Linked DNA regions of Homo sapiens: region 2 is linked to region 1. A link is an interaction called in ENCODE POLR2A ChIA-PET data of the cell type or tissue named here. Cell type or tissue: PC-3. All regions are shown on one strand. Each heading gives the region's core, and the rest is flanking DNA. Links, peaks and the distances in the headings are about the cores only. Region 1 overlaps LOC124902681 (a long non-coding RNA gene). Region 2 holds the start of TUT1 (terminal uridylyl transferase 1, U6 snRNA-specific).

The links. ChIA-PET counts read pairs that join two places held together with the same protein. Peaks named below come from ENCODE experiments on the same cell type or tissue, not always from the same donor. Only the 100,000 strongest peaks of a DNase experiment are listed, where the experiment ranks them.
Region 2: POLR2A ChIA-PET joins it to region 1 with 5 read pairs; 6 of 35 experiments call an interaction of 5 or more read pairs at or near these places.

Annotation. Positions count from the first base shown.
Region 1 is chr11:62,109,686-62,116,741 of GRCh38, reverse strand. It overlaps LOC124902681 (a long non-coding RNA gene), which reads left to right. Exons shown (of 2, transcript XR_007062697.1): 2 at 1-274. Among named protein-coding and RNA genes, the nearest start is that of INCENP, 11 kb to the left of the region's middle. In PC-3, for the core only: no CTCF peak of the experiment used is centred there; no DNase peak of the experiment used is centred there.
Region 2 is chr11:62,583,470-62,592,280 of GRCh38, reverse strand. TUT1 (terminal uridylyl transferase 1, U6 snRNA-specific) reads left to right here and starts at 758. Exons shown (of 9, transcript NM_022830.3): 1 at 758-877; 2 at 3,060-3,250. The coding sequence starts at 796. RefSeq lists enhancers at 607-836, 253-948. In PC-3, for the core only: a CTCF peak has its summit at 2,832; a DNase peak (open chromatin) is centred at 4,080; H3K27ac peaks cover 1,261 bases.

The DNA.
Region 1 (7,056 bases), core at 510-3,009:
GACATAGACAAGAAGAGAAGATGATATGAAAATGGAGGCAAAGATTGGAGTGATGTGGCCACAAGCCAAGGAAACCAGCAACCACCAGAAGCTGAAAGAGGCAAAGAAGAATTCTGCCTCCCAGCCTCCAGAGGGAGTGTGACCCTGCTAACACCATGATTCAGACTTCCGGCCTCCAGAAGAATGTCTTTTTAAGCCACTACGTTTGTGGTAATTTGTTATAGCAGCCCTGGGAAACTAATACAGTTGTTAATTAAAAAAACAAGTCAAGTGATTTTAGGTAGTTTTTCTTGGCTCTTCATGAATTGACAGATGTTACTGATACTTCTCAGTTGTTTTTTACTTGAGTCAGTGCTGAGGCTGGCATGACTGCAGAGTTAGCCTCTATGAATAGACTGCATGGAATAACTATAGGAGGGAATATTTTCATAGAAGTTGAGGAAACACTAATTCAGTATAACCTGTAGTGGAATCTGCTAGGATGTGTTACAATTGATGGTAGTAAAAATGTATAGAGCAGATAAATGTTAATTGGACAAATTTACAAACCTTGTGACAGTGTAAGGTGTTAAAAACCTATGATTATTCATCATATTGTATATCAGTAGATACTTTCCTGAAAATATTTGAATCTGTCATGTGTTATTGAACCTGCAGTTTCAACAGGAAATTTAATTCACTCTCGTGCCATAGCCATCTTCAGCTCCATGAATTTTTGTCCAAAATAGAAACTGAATCTCTTTGCTTGCCCTATTACGCAGCAGTTCAAGGGATTCACAGTAGTAAAGATTTACTGTGATTGTTTAAGCTCAGAGCTGAATTTTTTCTGAATAGGAACTGCCCTCAACCCTTATTAAGGAACACTGAGTGGCTTTGGAAATTAGCTTTTGCTATAGACTTGGTAATATTTCTTAATGAATTCAACCTAAAATTAGCAGTCAAAACAGCACTAATATGCAAAACTTATACTGCAGTAAAGTCATTTTTATGATGGCTACACTGTTTGAATCACAAGTAAAGTCAAACTGCTTTACATGTTTCTTATGATGTCAAAAGTCAAAACAAGAATCAAAATCTGCATTCCCACACAAATTCGCAGCAGATAATTTTTCAAATTTAAGCTACAGTTCCAGTCAACTGTGCAACTGAGGAGCTTCTAATGCAGGGCAGGCTTAGCCTGGGAGAGTTCTTGGCTTTGCCTAGGAAACAAATCAAGGGCCAGCCAGAGGTTTTATTGAAGCAGCAGTGTGCAGAGCAGGGCTACCCCATAAGCAGTACACCCAGAGTAGCAGCTCAGAGGCAGTTCTGCGGTCATACTTACAACCACTTTTGTTTATATGCAAATTAAGGGGCAGATTATGCAGAAATTTCTAGAAATAAGGTGGTAACTTCCCAGTTGTCTCGCTGCCAGGGAAAAGGGCAGGAACTTTGGGGTGTTGCCATGGCAATGGGCATGGCACACTGGTGGGCATGTCTTTTTATTTTAATTTTATGAGTAAATGTGCAGGATGTGCAGGTTTGTTACATAGGTAAATGTGTGTCATGGGGTTTTGTTGTTAATATAGTTTGGCTCTGTGTCCCCACCCAAGTCTCATCTCGAATTGTAATCCCCCTGTATTGAGGGAGGGATTTGTAATCCCCTTGTGTCGAGCAAGGGGGGTGATTGGATCATGGGGGAGGTTTCCCCCATGTTGTTCTCATGATAGTGAGTGAGTTCTCACCTGATCTAATGGTTTTATAAGTGTTTGGAAGTTCTTCCTTCGCTCTTCTGTCTTCTGCCACCTTGTGAAGAAGCTACTTGATTCCCCTTCACTTTCTGTCATGATTGTAAGTTTCTTGAGGCCTCCCAAGCCATGTGGAACTCTTTCCTTTATAAATTACCCAGTGTTGGGTATTTCTTTATAGCAGTGTGAAAACAGACTAATACAGATGTACAGATTATTTCATTACCCAGGAATTAAGCCTAATATCTATTAGATATTTTTCCTGATCCTTTCCCTCCTCCCACCCACCGTCCTCTGGTAGGCCCCAGTGTGAGTTGTTCCCCTCCATGTGTCTATGTGTTCTTATCATTTAGCTCCCACTTACAAGTGAGAATATGCAGTATTTGGTTGTCTGTTCCTGCGTTAGTTTGCTAAGGATAATGGCCTCCAGCTCCATCCATGTCCCTGCAAAGGACATGACCTTGTTCCTTTTTATGGCTACAGAGTATTCCATGGTGTATATGTACTGCATTTTCTTTAGTCTGTTATTGATGAGCATTTAGGTTGATTCCATGTCTGCTGTTGTGAAAAGTGCTGCAGTGAACATACATGTGCATGTGTCTTTGTAACAGAATGATTTATATTCCTTTGGGTATATATCCAGTAATGGGATTGCTGGGTCAGATGGTAATTCTGTCTCTAGGTCTTTGAGGAATTGCCACACCCACACTGTCTTCCACAATGGTTGAACTAATTTACACTCCCACCAACAGTGTAAAAACGTTCCTTTTTCTCCACAACCTCACCAGCATCGGTTATTTTTTCACTTTTTAATAATAGCCATTCTGACTGGTGTGAGAATGGCTCATCGTGGTTTTCATTTGCATTTCACTAATGATCAGTGATATTCAGCTTTTTTTCATGATTTTTGGCCACAGGTATGTCTTCTTTTGAGAAGTGTCTGTTCATGTCCTTTGCTGGTGGGTGTGTCTTATGGGGTGGTGCTTTTGCCCCACGCCTGTTTTAACTAGTCCTCAATTAGGTCTGGTGTCCAAGCCCCACCTCTGGAGTTCCACTTCCTACTGCACTTCCACCTAACCTTCTATTGGCAGTGATTAATCTGCAATATGATGACCTGCAAAAAGGCAACTATCAAGAGAAGAATCAAATAGAATTCTGTAAATGCCTCCCTCCTATCCTGGCGATGAATATGATCAATTGAAGTCATATGCTGGGGGCCCCATACCAGTTTTTGGCAGTAAAGGACATTTCAAAAATGAAGTGGGTAAAATCTCACAGTAAATCTGTATTAACAGATGAACATTACAATCAATTTGTGTTTTAGAGCTAGAGAACACTAACTTTGAGCCGCTATTAAGGAAAATATTATCCTCAATATCCCACTCCCAAAAAAGAATTCCATACTTCTCATTAGTAGGCCTATACTAAAAATATATGTACTCTATTATAATATTTTTAATTTCATCAATTTAAAACATTGTGGCAATTTTGTTTTTCTCTCTTAAATGTCCTGGATTTTGTCTCTTGGCCTACAAAATCTAAAATAGTTACTATCTCACCCTTTAGAGGTCTGCTAACCCCAGCGCTAGAACACTTCTAGAACTGGCAGGGTGCAGTGGCTCACGCCTGTAATCCCAGCACTCTGGGAGGCCAAGGCCGTCAAATCACTTGAGGCTAGGAGTTCGAGACCAGCCCGACCAACATGGCGAAAGTCTCTACTAAAAATACAAAAATTAGCCAGGTGTGTTGGCGCACCTGTAATTCCAGCTAGTCAGGAGGCTGAGGCAGGAGAATCGCTTGAACCCAGGAGGGGGAGGCTGCAGTGAACCGAGATTGCACCACGGCACTCCATCCTGGGTGACAGTGGGAGAATACGTCTAAAGAAAAAAAAGGGGGACGGGCATGGTGGCTCATGCCTGTAATCCCAGCACTTTGGGAGGCCGAGGTGGGCAGATCATGAGGTCAAGAGGTTGAGACCATCCTGGCCAACATGGTGAAACCCCGTCTCTACTAAAAATACAGAAATTAGCCGGGCGTGGTGGCGCGCGCCTGTAATCCCAGATACTCATACTCGGGAGGCTGAGACAGGAGAATGGCTTGAACCCGGGAGGCGGAGGTTGCAGTGAGCCGAGATCGCGCCATTGCATTTCGGCCTGGCGACAGAGCAAGACTCCATCTCGGGAAAAAAAAAAAAGAAAGAAAAGAAAAAAGAAAAAAAAGGAACATTTCTAGAACTGAACATATTTGCCCCTTTAGGAACCTACAATGCAGTCCAAGGGACACAGGACTGAAGTCCCAACCCCACAGTCAGCCTCTCTTTAAACTTCAGCTACTGTTACAGCTCCTGCGGGGCAGAGGGCGCATGCGCAGCCCAGTCGTCCGCGCAGGCGCAGACGGTCCGAGGCTACTGAGTTTGCCAGGGGAGTGCGGGAAGAGGGGGTGCAGAGCTGGATGGTGTCCATCCCGGGCTGTTTGTGCCCAGGGGATTTGTACCCACCCTCGTGGACTCTGGGGCCTGCAGCCGTCGTTCTGGGAGTCTGGTGACCCGCGAGGCCGCTCACCCGGCCTGAGGAGGGGGTCGGGCTGCAGATGGTGATGTGCCTGGGAGTGGGTCCTGGCTCCTCTCGGACACCCCCAGCTTATCCCGAATGAAGTTTTCTTTTTATAAAAAAAAAAAAATCCATTTGTATTGCGAAATATAGAACACATCTTTTAAAAAGTGCACAAAACAGTTAAGCAGCTTATTACTTTATCAAAAACATTCCTGAAAAACCACCTCCCAGGGCAAGTAATAAAGCTCCATAGCCTCCCAGAGGCCTCCTGAGCCCTCCCGATACCCGCCCTCCTTAAATTAAAAATATGGTAATCATATTATTGCATTACCATCCAAGCAGCATCCCTAAGCATTATAGTTTAGTTTGCTTTTAAAATAATGCTTATGGCCGGGCGCAGTGGCTCACGCCTGTAATCCCAGCACTTTGGGAGGCCTAGGAGGGTGGATCACCTGAGATCAGGAGTTGGAGACCAACCTGGCCAACTTAGCGAAACCCGGTCCCCACTAAAAATACAAAAATTAGCCGGGCGTGGTGGCGGGCGCGCCTGTAGTCCCAGTTACTTGGGAGGCTGAGGCAGGAGAATCACTTGAACCTAGGAGGCAGAGGTTGCAGTGAGCCGAGATTGCACCACTGCACTCCAGCCTGGGGAACAGAGTGAGACTCCGTCTCAAAATATAATAATAATAATAATAATAATAATAATAATAATAATAATAATAATAATGATGATAATAGGCCGGGCGCAGTGGCTCACGCCTGTAATCCCAGCACTTTGGGAGGCCGAGGCGGGCGGATCACCTGAGGTCACGAGTTCAAGACCAGCTTGGCCAACATGGTGAAACCCCATCTCTACTAAAAATACAAAAATTAGCTGGGCATGGTGGCAGGCGCCTGTAATCCCAGCTACTCAGGAGGCCGAGGCAGGAGAATTGCTTGAACCTGGGAGGCGGAGGTTGCAGTGAGTCGAGATCGCGCCACTGTACTCCAGCCTGGGCGACAGAGTGAAACTCCATCTCAAAATAATAATAATAATAATAATAATAATAATGATACTTATAATAATGTAGCCTACCGTCTGCTCTTGCGTCTGGCATCTTTCACCTCCTCAGCTCCACAGGACTTTTTTTTTATTTTTCTGAGAAGGAGTCTCCCTGCCTCAGCCTCAGCCTCCCAGCTGGGATTGCAGGTGCCCGCCACCACACGGGACTAATTTTTGTACTTTTAGTAGAGGCAGGGTTTCACCACGTTGGCCAAGCTGGTCTCAAACCCCATTCTTTCCAGAATTACACTCTTTCTCTTCCTGTGATCCAGTGCCTGGAAGAGTTGCCTCATATTTTTTGTCTAGTTTTTCTGTAGTTTATGGTGGGAAGGCTAATTCTGTACCGGTTCCTCCACCATAGATGATAGCAGAAGTCACCCATGCTGTGTTTTATTTGAGGGCCTGTGTGTTGAAGTCTCAAAGGCTCCCTCTTGTTAGTTGTTGCCCTGTGATGATGGTGATGGCTGAGAGGCTCATTTACACCAACTAAAAAATGTGCAGACGGAAGGTTAATAAAAGAGTGCCTTTTGCCGGGCGCGGTGGCTCACGCCTGTAATCCCAGCACTTTGGGAGGCTGAGGCGGGTGGATCACGAGGTCAGGAGATCGAGACCATCCTGGCTAACGCGGTGAAACTCTGTCTCTACTAAAAATACAAAAAATTAGCCGGGAATAGTGGCGGGCGCCTGTAGTCCCAGCTACTCGGGAGGCTGAGGCAGGAGAATGGCGTGAACCTGGGAGGCGGAGCTTGCAGGGAGCCAAGATCGTGCCACTGCACTCCAGCCTGGGCGACAGAGCAAGACTCCGTCTCAAAAAAAAAATAAATAAATAAAAATAAAAATAAAAAAGAATAAAAGAGTGCCTTTTATCAACTTGCAGTAAAGAATAAAATTTCATCAGACTAGAATGTTTGTGTGCATATTATTGTTCAGTCTCTTTCATAAGCAGAGCACATGAGGAAAATGATAATCAGCCCCTTTTTTTTTTCCAGAGAGAGGATCTCAATCTGGCACCCAGGCTGGAGTGCAGTGGCATTATCATAGCTCACTGCAGCCTCAACCTCTGGAGCTCAAGCAGTCCTCTGCCTCAGCCTCCCAAGTAGCTGGAACTACAGGCACATGCTATCACACCCAGGTAATATTTTACTTTTTTGTAGAGATGTGGTCTCACCATGTTGCCCAGGCTGGTCTCAAACTACTGGCCTCAAGTAATCCTCCTGCCTTGGCCCACCAAAGTGCTGGGATTTTAGGCGTGAACCACTGCACCTGGCCAGAGGCTTTTATTGAGGGTTTAGTATGAAGAATTATTGTCATGAGTAGCCAGTTAACCTGGGGGCAATCCAGTGTGTTCTCTCTCTAAGGCACAATGGAAGCCACGGATAATCTGAAGGTTGTCAGTACTCACGGAGTTAGCATGGGGTTGCTAATAGTTTAGAGGAATATTTACCAATTAGAGGAATTATTAATGGCATCAAACTATGGAGGACGCCTCAGACACAGCCAAGGACCTAGTAAGGCACACAGGGAGAACGCCATGTGATCATGAAGGAAGAAGGCCAATTCGAGGAATGGTTAATGGCATCAAACTATGACAGCTTAGTGCATTCCATTTATATCAGAGAGAGTCTTGCCGATGGAATCAGAAATACATGAAGTCCTCCAGCCATAACTCCCTGCATCTATCTCCACCTAAAAGGAGAACCTGTCCTTTAGAACAGGAGATACTTCAGGTTTGGTGACT
Region 2 (8,811 bases), core at 2,799-5,298, 470 kb before region 1:
GGGATGAACTGACAATTATACCAGGAGGGGGTTGACAGCATTCGCCCCCTCCAGTGTCTAAACTCAGTTACTGGCACTCGGTTTTGTCTTGTCGCACTGCTCTGAGGTGCGCCAGTAGCTCTGGCGCCTCCGGCGTACACCACGCAGCCCACTACTGCGGAAGGAATGGGCCTGGCTCCAGGACCTCGTGGAGTCCGGAAGGTGCCCGGTGGTGGCAGAGCTCCCCAACCAGGGCTAGAAGCCGTCGCAGAACACCCGTTTTGCGGGAGGACAGGGGGCGGAGGGAGGGAGTAACAGCCCTGAAAAGGTTGGAAGTCCAGGGACAGCCCTGGGCTCCGTGGGGCAAAGAATTGGAAGCCGCCGATCCTCCGCCTTTATTCGTCGGGTAAATAAGGGTCGAGGGTACAGACGCACGGGTGTCTACTGCGGGGTGAAGGAGCTGCCGCAAGATGCCACCCGGCGCCGGCCTTTGTGGCTGCTGTCATGAATATTCACGATGCTTTGGGCCAATCAACGTCTGAACAGCTTAAAGCACACCAATCGGCTTACCGCATGCAGATAAGCATCGTAACGCGCCGCTTTTCCTGAAACGGGCGGGGACTGGACAGCGGCTAGAAACGGAACCCAGAGTCGAAGGAGCTTGGTTTCCGGAGGAGTGTGTCCGCGCAATTGAACGACTTTATGTCACTTCCTATCGGATCGGCGGAAGTTGCTTCCGAGCGCGTTGAGCTTTGGCGAAGTGGGTTCCGGTGGTGGCAGAGGTGCTTGTGTTTTTGTCGGTACAGGAGAGTCGCTATGGCGGCGGTGGATTCGGATGTCGAATCGCTGCCGCGTGGGGGGTTCCGCTGCTGCCTCTGCCACGTTACTACAGCCAACCGTAAGCGGTGGCTAGTGAGGGACCCGGGGGTGGTTGCGGGCTTTCGTCTTTTGATCCTGGCGAAAGTTAGGGTTATAGGTAGTCAGTCGTTCTTGTCAAGTTGATTGGTAGGGTCTCTCACCTCCGTTTTTCTCTGCAAGTCCGAGGGGATTTGGAGAGTCGGGAAAGTTCCACCACATTACACTCCTCAGTATATGAAATCTCCACAACGCAAGTTTAATTGTTTTATTACTTCTTTAACCATCATCTATTGGACATATGCTCTGTGCCTGGTATTCTGCTGATCTTTAGGGTGGGGGAGGGGGGTTCAGAGATGAAGGAGCTCACCGTCTAGAGAATGAGAAAGTTTCAATGCTTTATAGATATGTTCGGAGAACTGTGGGACCACAGAGAATTAGTAACTAAATCAGAGAAGCCCTACAGAGGACCTACTCAAAGGAGGGGATGGATGAAATAGGTGTGGCATGAATGACTAGACCATAAGGTACCAGTGAGGAAGAGACAGAAGATGGGTTTGGAAAAATAGACAAGGTTCTTGTATGACACACAAGGGGTTCACTGTAACTTCAAATTCCACTTTTTTTTTTTTTTTGAGACAAGGTCTTGCTCTGTCACCCAGGCTGCAGTGCGGTGGTGTGATCTTGGCTCACTGCAGCCTCAACCTCCCGGGCTCAAACCATACCCCTGGCTAGCCTCCCAAGTAGTTGAGTCTACAGGTGTGCACCACCATACTTGGCTAATTTCTTTTTTCTTTTTTTTTTTTTTTTGAGACAGAGTCTCACTCTGTCACCCAGGCTGGAGTGCAGTGGCACGATCTTGGCTCACTGCAAGCTCCACCTCCTGGGTTCACCCCATTCTCCTGCCTCAGCCTCCCGTGTAGCCGGGACTACAGGCACCCGCCACCACGCCCGGCTAATTTTTTGTATTTTTTAGTAGAGACGAGGTTTCACCATGTTAGTCAGGATGGTCTCGATCTCCTGACCTCGTGACCCGCCCGCCTCGGCCTCCCAAAGTGCCGGGATTACAGGCCTGAGCCACCGCGCCCGGCCTACTTGGCAAATTTTTTAGTTTTTTGTAGAGATGGGTTTTCACCATGTTGCCTAGGCTGGTCTCCAATTCCTGGCCTCAAGCGATCTTCCCATCTTGGCCTCCCAAAGTGCTGGGATTACAGGCGTGAGCCAATGTGCCCAGCCCTACTTTTGAAGTCTGGAATCACAGTGTTCCCTAAACAGGGTTTACTTCCATTCTTCCTTTTCACTGTGAATGGCACTATCACTGTTCATCCAGTAAGCCAAGCCAGAAACCTAGGAGTCTTCTTTGGCCCCACATTTACTTTGGTGACATCAAGCAGCTAACTCAATAAAATAATAGCAACGGTTAGTTTTTCAACATTTACCGTGTACCAGACTCTCTCTGCCAAGTGATATATCTGAATAATACCTGTGTGTGAGGTGCTAGATACTGATATTTCCATTTTATATCTGAGGAAGTTGATGCACAGTGAGGCTTCATAACTTGACCAAGGTCTCACACAGGTTGACAGAGCTGGGATTTGAACTTGGGCAATGTAATTTCAGATCCTGCCTTTGACATCACTATATTATACCATGTCCAAAGATGATCCACAAAGTATTCCATGATCCAAATTTTTTTAGTTCTTGTGTAGATGACCTGGATAAGTTACCTGTTAATTTGTTTCCAACTCTACCTAGCACAAATAGGTGGTTTAAGAAATACTTTACTATCACACTGTTCTTTAAGTAAAAATAAACAAAATACTTGTAGTGTAGCCAGTTCTCCTGGGAACCCTCGTCTCTACTAAAAATACAAAAATTAGCCGGGTGTGGTGACACACGCCTGTAGTCCCACCTACTCACGAGGCTGAGGCAGGAGAATTTCTTGAACCTGGGAGGCAGACGTTGCAGTGAGTGGAGACTGCGCCACTGAACTCCAGCGGGGGCGACAGTGAGACTCTGTTTAAAAAAAATAAATTAAAAAAAAAAGAATGTACTATTTAGACAAATGTATAAGAGAGGAAGGTGAAAGGAGCCAGGACTTTGTTTATTCAAAGGTCACAGTTTCTGTGGCTTGGAAGGATCAGTAAGATTTAGGTATGCAGAGAGCAAAGGCAGACACGTCGAAGAGTGCTTTGCATGTTTTTGTCTCACACTTGTCTTTGCAGGACCCAGCCTTGATGCCCACTTGGGAGGCAGAAAGCACCGGCACCTGGTAGAACTACGAGCTGCGAGAAAGGCCCAGGGACTTCGAAGTGTGTTTGTCAGTGGCTTTCCCAGGGATGTGGATTCTGCTCAGCTCTCTGAGTACTTCCTAGCATTTGGACCTGTGGCCAGTGTTGTCATGGACAAGGACAAGGTAAAGTGAATGGCTCTCGGGTTAAAGAATGAATCAGTGCTGGGCGCGATGGCTCACGCCTGTAATCCCATCACTTTGGGAGGCTGAGGCAGGCGGATTACCTGAGGTTAGGAGTTTGAGACCAGCCTGGCCAACATGGTGAAACCCCATCTCTACTAAAAATAAAAAATTAGCTGGGTGTGATGGCGCATGCCTGTAGTCCCAGCTACTTGGGATGCTGAGGCAGGAGAATCGCTTGAACCCGGGAGGTGGAGGTTGCAGCAAGCTGAGATCGTGCCACTGTGCTCCAGCCTGGATTACAGAGCAAGACTCCGTCTTAAGAAAAAAAAGAATGAATCAGATGTGCTGTGTACCAAAGAGACAAGAGAGAGAAACCAACAGCCTCTTTGAGCTGGTTCCTAATGTGGCTTATTCTTGATGGACATCACAGTACTTGGGCTAGACCAGCTTTGGGAGCTTCTCACACCTCCCCCACCCCTTGAATTTTTATTTTTATTATTATATTTTTGAGTGCAGTGGCACAATCTCAGCTCACTGTGACGTCTACCTCCTGGGTTCCAGCAATTCTCACACCTTAGCCACCCAAGCAACTGAGATTACAGGCGCGTGCCCCCATGCCCAGCTAATTTTTGTATTTTTAGTAGAGACAGGGTTTCACCATGTTGGCCAGGCTGGTCTCGAACTCCTGACCTCAGGTGATCCGTGCACCTCAACCTCCCCAAATGCTGGGATTACGGGCGTGAGCCACTGCTCCCAGTCCCACCCTTTGGATTTTATCACTTCACCAGAGTTAGTCACTGGGGGATTTTTTTGTGTGTGTCATCTATTGATTCAGTGAATTCTTTGCCAAATATTTATTCACAGCTAACTTTGTACTAGGCACTATGCTTAGGGCTGCATTCTGAGTAGTGAATGGGGTAGATATGGTCCCTGCTCTCACAGAGCCTATAGTCTAGAGGAGAAAGTAAACAATTAAGTAATTATAGTGAAAGTTGGTGCTTAAAGAACAACATACCATTGGATCAACTCCACAAGAACCTGGTTGATAAACCAGTTAGCAGTTTATTAACTTACACTGAGGGTACTAAGGTTGTTTGGTTAGAACACCCTGTCCTTTGGAGAGTGTTAGATAAACAAGCTTGTGCTTTTTGTGTTGCTTCCCTGTAGGTTTTGGTCCCTTGAAAAAAGTTCACTGTTGAGGTGCTGTGTTCCTTGGTCATACTGTGGTTCTGAGGCTGTACTCTTGTTATGTAGGCATGGCTTAGGTGATCCAAAATATCCCTTTGCAGCCCAGGTTATCTTTTAGAATGGGGTGGAGCCTGTGTTTGTTAGGGATTGCATTCAGCAACCAAACTACAAATGGCTTAAACAATAGGAATTTAGTTTTTCTCATGTAACAAGAAGTCCAGACCTGGACAGTTCAGGGCTTTGCTGTTTTCCTGCTCTGCCATTATTGGTATGTGGCTCTTCATAGTTACGATACTGCTGCCCCATATCTTCAGAAAAGAAGAAGGGGCAGCTTGTAGGGCAGAGTATAAAAGGTTAGTGTCGGCCAGGTCCAGTGGCTCACGCCTGTAATCCCAGCACTTTGGTAGGCTGGGGCGGGTGGATCATGTGAGGTCGGGAGTTCGAGATCAGCCTGACCAACATGGAGAAACCCCGTCTCTACTAAAAATACAAAATTAGCGGGGCGTGGTGGCACATGCCTGTAATCCCAGCTACTCGGGAGGCTGAGGCAGGAGAATCGCTTGAACCCGGGAGGCGGAGGCTGCCTTGAGCCGACATCGCGCCATTGCATTCCAGCCTGGGCAACAAGAGCGAAACTCCATCTCATAAAAAAAGGTTAGTGTCAGCTGAGTTTGAGTCCCCTCCTCTATTTTTTTTCCTTTTATTCTGAGAAAAATGCCTTTTCTTTTTCCTTTTTTTTTTTTTTTTTTTGAGAGGGAGTTTTTTTGTGGTAGAATTCTGGCCACTGAGATATAAGTAGAAGTTTACTGAGGAGGCCTTTAGAAAAAGTATTTCTCTCGACTGGGCACAGTGGCTTACGCCTGTAATCCCAGCACTTTGGGAGACTGAGGTGGGAGGATCACCTAAGGTCAGGAGTTCGAGACCAGCCTGGCCAACATGGCGAAACCCCATCTCTACTAAAAATACAAAAATTAGCTGGGTGTGGTGGCAGGCGCCTGTAATCCCAGCAAGCAATTCTCCCGCCTCAGCCTCCCGAGTAGCTGGGACTGCAGGCGCGTGCCACCACACCCGGCTAATTTTTGTATTTTTAGTAGAGACCAGGTTTCACCATGTTCGCCAGGCTGGTCTCGAACTTCTGACCTCAGGTGATCCGCCTACCTCGGCCTCTCAAAGTGCTGGGATTACAGGTGTGAACTACTGTGCCTGGCCTAATTTTTTGTATTTTTAGTAGAGACAGGATTTCTCCATGTTGGCCATGCTGGTCTTGAACTCCTGGCCTCAAGTGATCTGCCCACCTCAGCCACGCAAACTGCTGGGATTACAGGCGTAAGCCACTGTGCTCCGCCTAATGATTAACATTTTTATTGAGGAACTACTATGCATCAATTGTGTGCTAAGCACATTATGTACACTTGCATCTAATCTCCACAACATTCTCTTAAGGGAAATGGTCAGTAGGCAGTTGGAGATTTGGGAGTTTAAGACACTGCTTGTGAGGCAGTTACAAGTTACTTAACCTCTTTGAGTTTCAGTTTCTTAATTTGTAAAATGGAAATAATAATACATACTTCGTAGGTGTCTTATGAGCCTCAGACATCGTTTGTGTGAACTGCTTAGTTTATAATAAGCCCTCAACAAATAGTAACTCTAGCTATGGATGGTGGTGTTGAGAGGACAAAAATGGCAAGGACACAGGCTCCTTATTTTTATTTATTTATTTATTTGAGATGGAGTTTTGCCCTTGTTGCCCAGGCTGGAATGCAGTGGCGCGAACTTGGCTTGGGGCGATCTCAGCTCACCGCAAACTCTGGCTCCCGGGTTCAAGTGATTCTCCTGCCTCAGCCTCCCGAGTAGCTGGGATTACAGGCATGCGCCACCGCGCCTGGCTAATTTTGTATTTTTAGTAGAGATGGGGTTTCTCCATGTTGCTGGTCTGGAATTCCCGACCTCAGGTGATCCGCCTGCCTCGGCCTCCCAAAGTGCTGGGATTACAGGCTGGGATTACAGGCGTGCGCCACCGTGCCAGGCCTGTTTATTTATTTTTGAGGTGGAGTCTCATTCTGTCTCCCAGGCTGGAGTGCAGTGGCACGATCTTGGCTCACTGCAACCTCTGCCTCCTGAGTAGCTGGGTTTACAGGCGCCTGCCACCATGCCCGGCTAATTTTTGTATTTTTAGTAGAGACGGGTTTCACCATGTTGGCCAGGCTGGTCTGGAACTCCTGGCGTCACATGATCTGTCCGCCTCAGCCTCCCAGGGTGCTGGGATTACATGCATGAGCTACCACGCCCAGCTGACACAGTCTTCTGAATCTGCCAGTCCTGCCCTCCCTGATGCCTTCTGTGAGGTTTTGGAGAAAAATAGGAGCACAGACAGGCCCAGTGAAAGAGACTCTTAATTTCCATCTGGGGCTTTGGTTACAAACTTGGTGGTGTACTGCAGTCTGGTAAACTGTGGTTTATTAGAGTCAGAAGACTGGCCTGGGCAGGTCCAAGTAGCTACCTTTGTCCTTGGCCTCACTTCAGTTCTTTGCTGTGTTTGGCATAGGGGTAGAAGTAAGTCTGCGCATGGTGATGTGCCCCTATCATCCCAGCTACTGAGGAGGCTGAGGCGGGAGGTTCGCTTGAGCCCAGGAATTCAAAGCTACAGTGAGCTATAATCACATCACTGCACTCCAGTCTTGGTGACAGAGCAAAATCCTGTCTTTAAAAAAAGAAGGGTGTGGCCGGGCCAGGTGGCTCACACCTGTAATCCCAGCACTTTGGGAGGCTGAGGTGGTTAGATCACCTGAGGTCAGGAGTTTGAGACCAGCCTGGCCAACATGGTGAAACCGTCTCTACTAAAAATACAAAAAAATTAGCTGGGCGTAGTGGCAGATTCCTGTAATCCCAGCTATTCAGGAGACTGAGGCAGGAGAATTGCTTGAACCCGAGAGGCGGAGGTTGGAGTGAGCCGAGATCGTGCCACTGCACTCCAGCCTGGGCAACAGAGCGAGACTCCTTCTCAAAAAAAAAAAGTAAAATAAAATAAATAGTATACAATTCATTGGTTGGTTATTTACTATTGGGTAAAAAAATAAACAAACAAAAAGTATACAATTGGCTGGGCATGGTGGCTCATGGCCTGTAATCCCAGCACTTTGGGAGGCCGAGGCAGGTGGATCACCTAAGGTTAGGAGTTGGAGACCAGCCTGGCCAACATGGTGAAACCCCATCTCTACTAAAAATACAAAAAATTACCTGGGTGTGGTGGTGGGCACCTATAATCCTAGCTACTCGGGAGGCAGAAAGCAGGAGAATCACTTGAACCTGGGAGGCAGAGGTTGCTGTGAGCCAAGATCGTGCCACTGCACTCCAGCCTGGGTGACAGAACGAAACTCCATCTCAAAAAAAAAAAAAAAAAAAGTATACAATTTAGGGGTGGGTGTGGTGGCTGATACCTGTAATCCCAGCCCTCTGGGAGGCCGAGGTGGGAGGATCACTTGAGATCAGGAGTTTGAGACCAGCCTGGCTAATGTGGTGAAACCACATCTCTATTAAAAATACAAAAATTAGCCAGGTGTAGTGGTGCGTGTCTTTGATTCCAGCTACTAGGGAGGCTGAGGTAGGATAATTGCTTGAACCCCGGGAGGCAGAGGTAATAATGAGCCGAGAGTGTGCCACTGTACTCAAGTCTGAGTGACAGAGACACTCTGTCTCAAAAAAAAAAAAAAAAAAATACAATTCAGTGAGTGTTAGTATATTCACAGGGTTCTTCAACCCTCATGACTGATTCCAGAATGTTTTCACCACTCCAAAAAGAAACGCCTTATCCTTTCTTGGTTACTTCCCATTTGTGATTTAGGCCTGTGTACTGGTGAAGCCATCCTCCTGGTTGAGTTAATTGTTATGTATGGTGTGAGGTAAAGGTTCAACATCATTGTTTTGCATGTGGCTATCCAGTTGTCCCAGCACAATTTGTTGACAAGACTGTTCTTTCCCCATTGAATCTTCTTGACACCGTTGTTCAAAATCAGTTGACCAAAGATGTGTGAATTTCTTTCAGGGTCTCAATTCCATTCCCTTCATCTGAATGTCTATCTTTATGCTAGCACCACTCTGTCTTGGTGCTACCTTACTCTAGCAGGAACCTTTTTATAAACAAGATGAGGGTCCAGCTTTACCATTGGAGGATATAAAAGAATATGGACTTTTTTGCCTAAAGCAGTCCTGTTTTTCCTCTTCTTTTTTTTTCTTTTTGAGACGGAGATTCGCTCTTGTTGTCCAGACTGGACAGACTGGAGTACAATGCACAATCTCGGCTCACAGTAACCTCCGCCTCCCGGGTTCAAGCAATTGCCTCCTGAGTAGCTGGGATTACAGGCATGCACCACCAT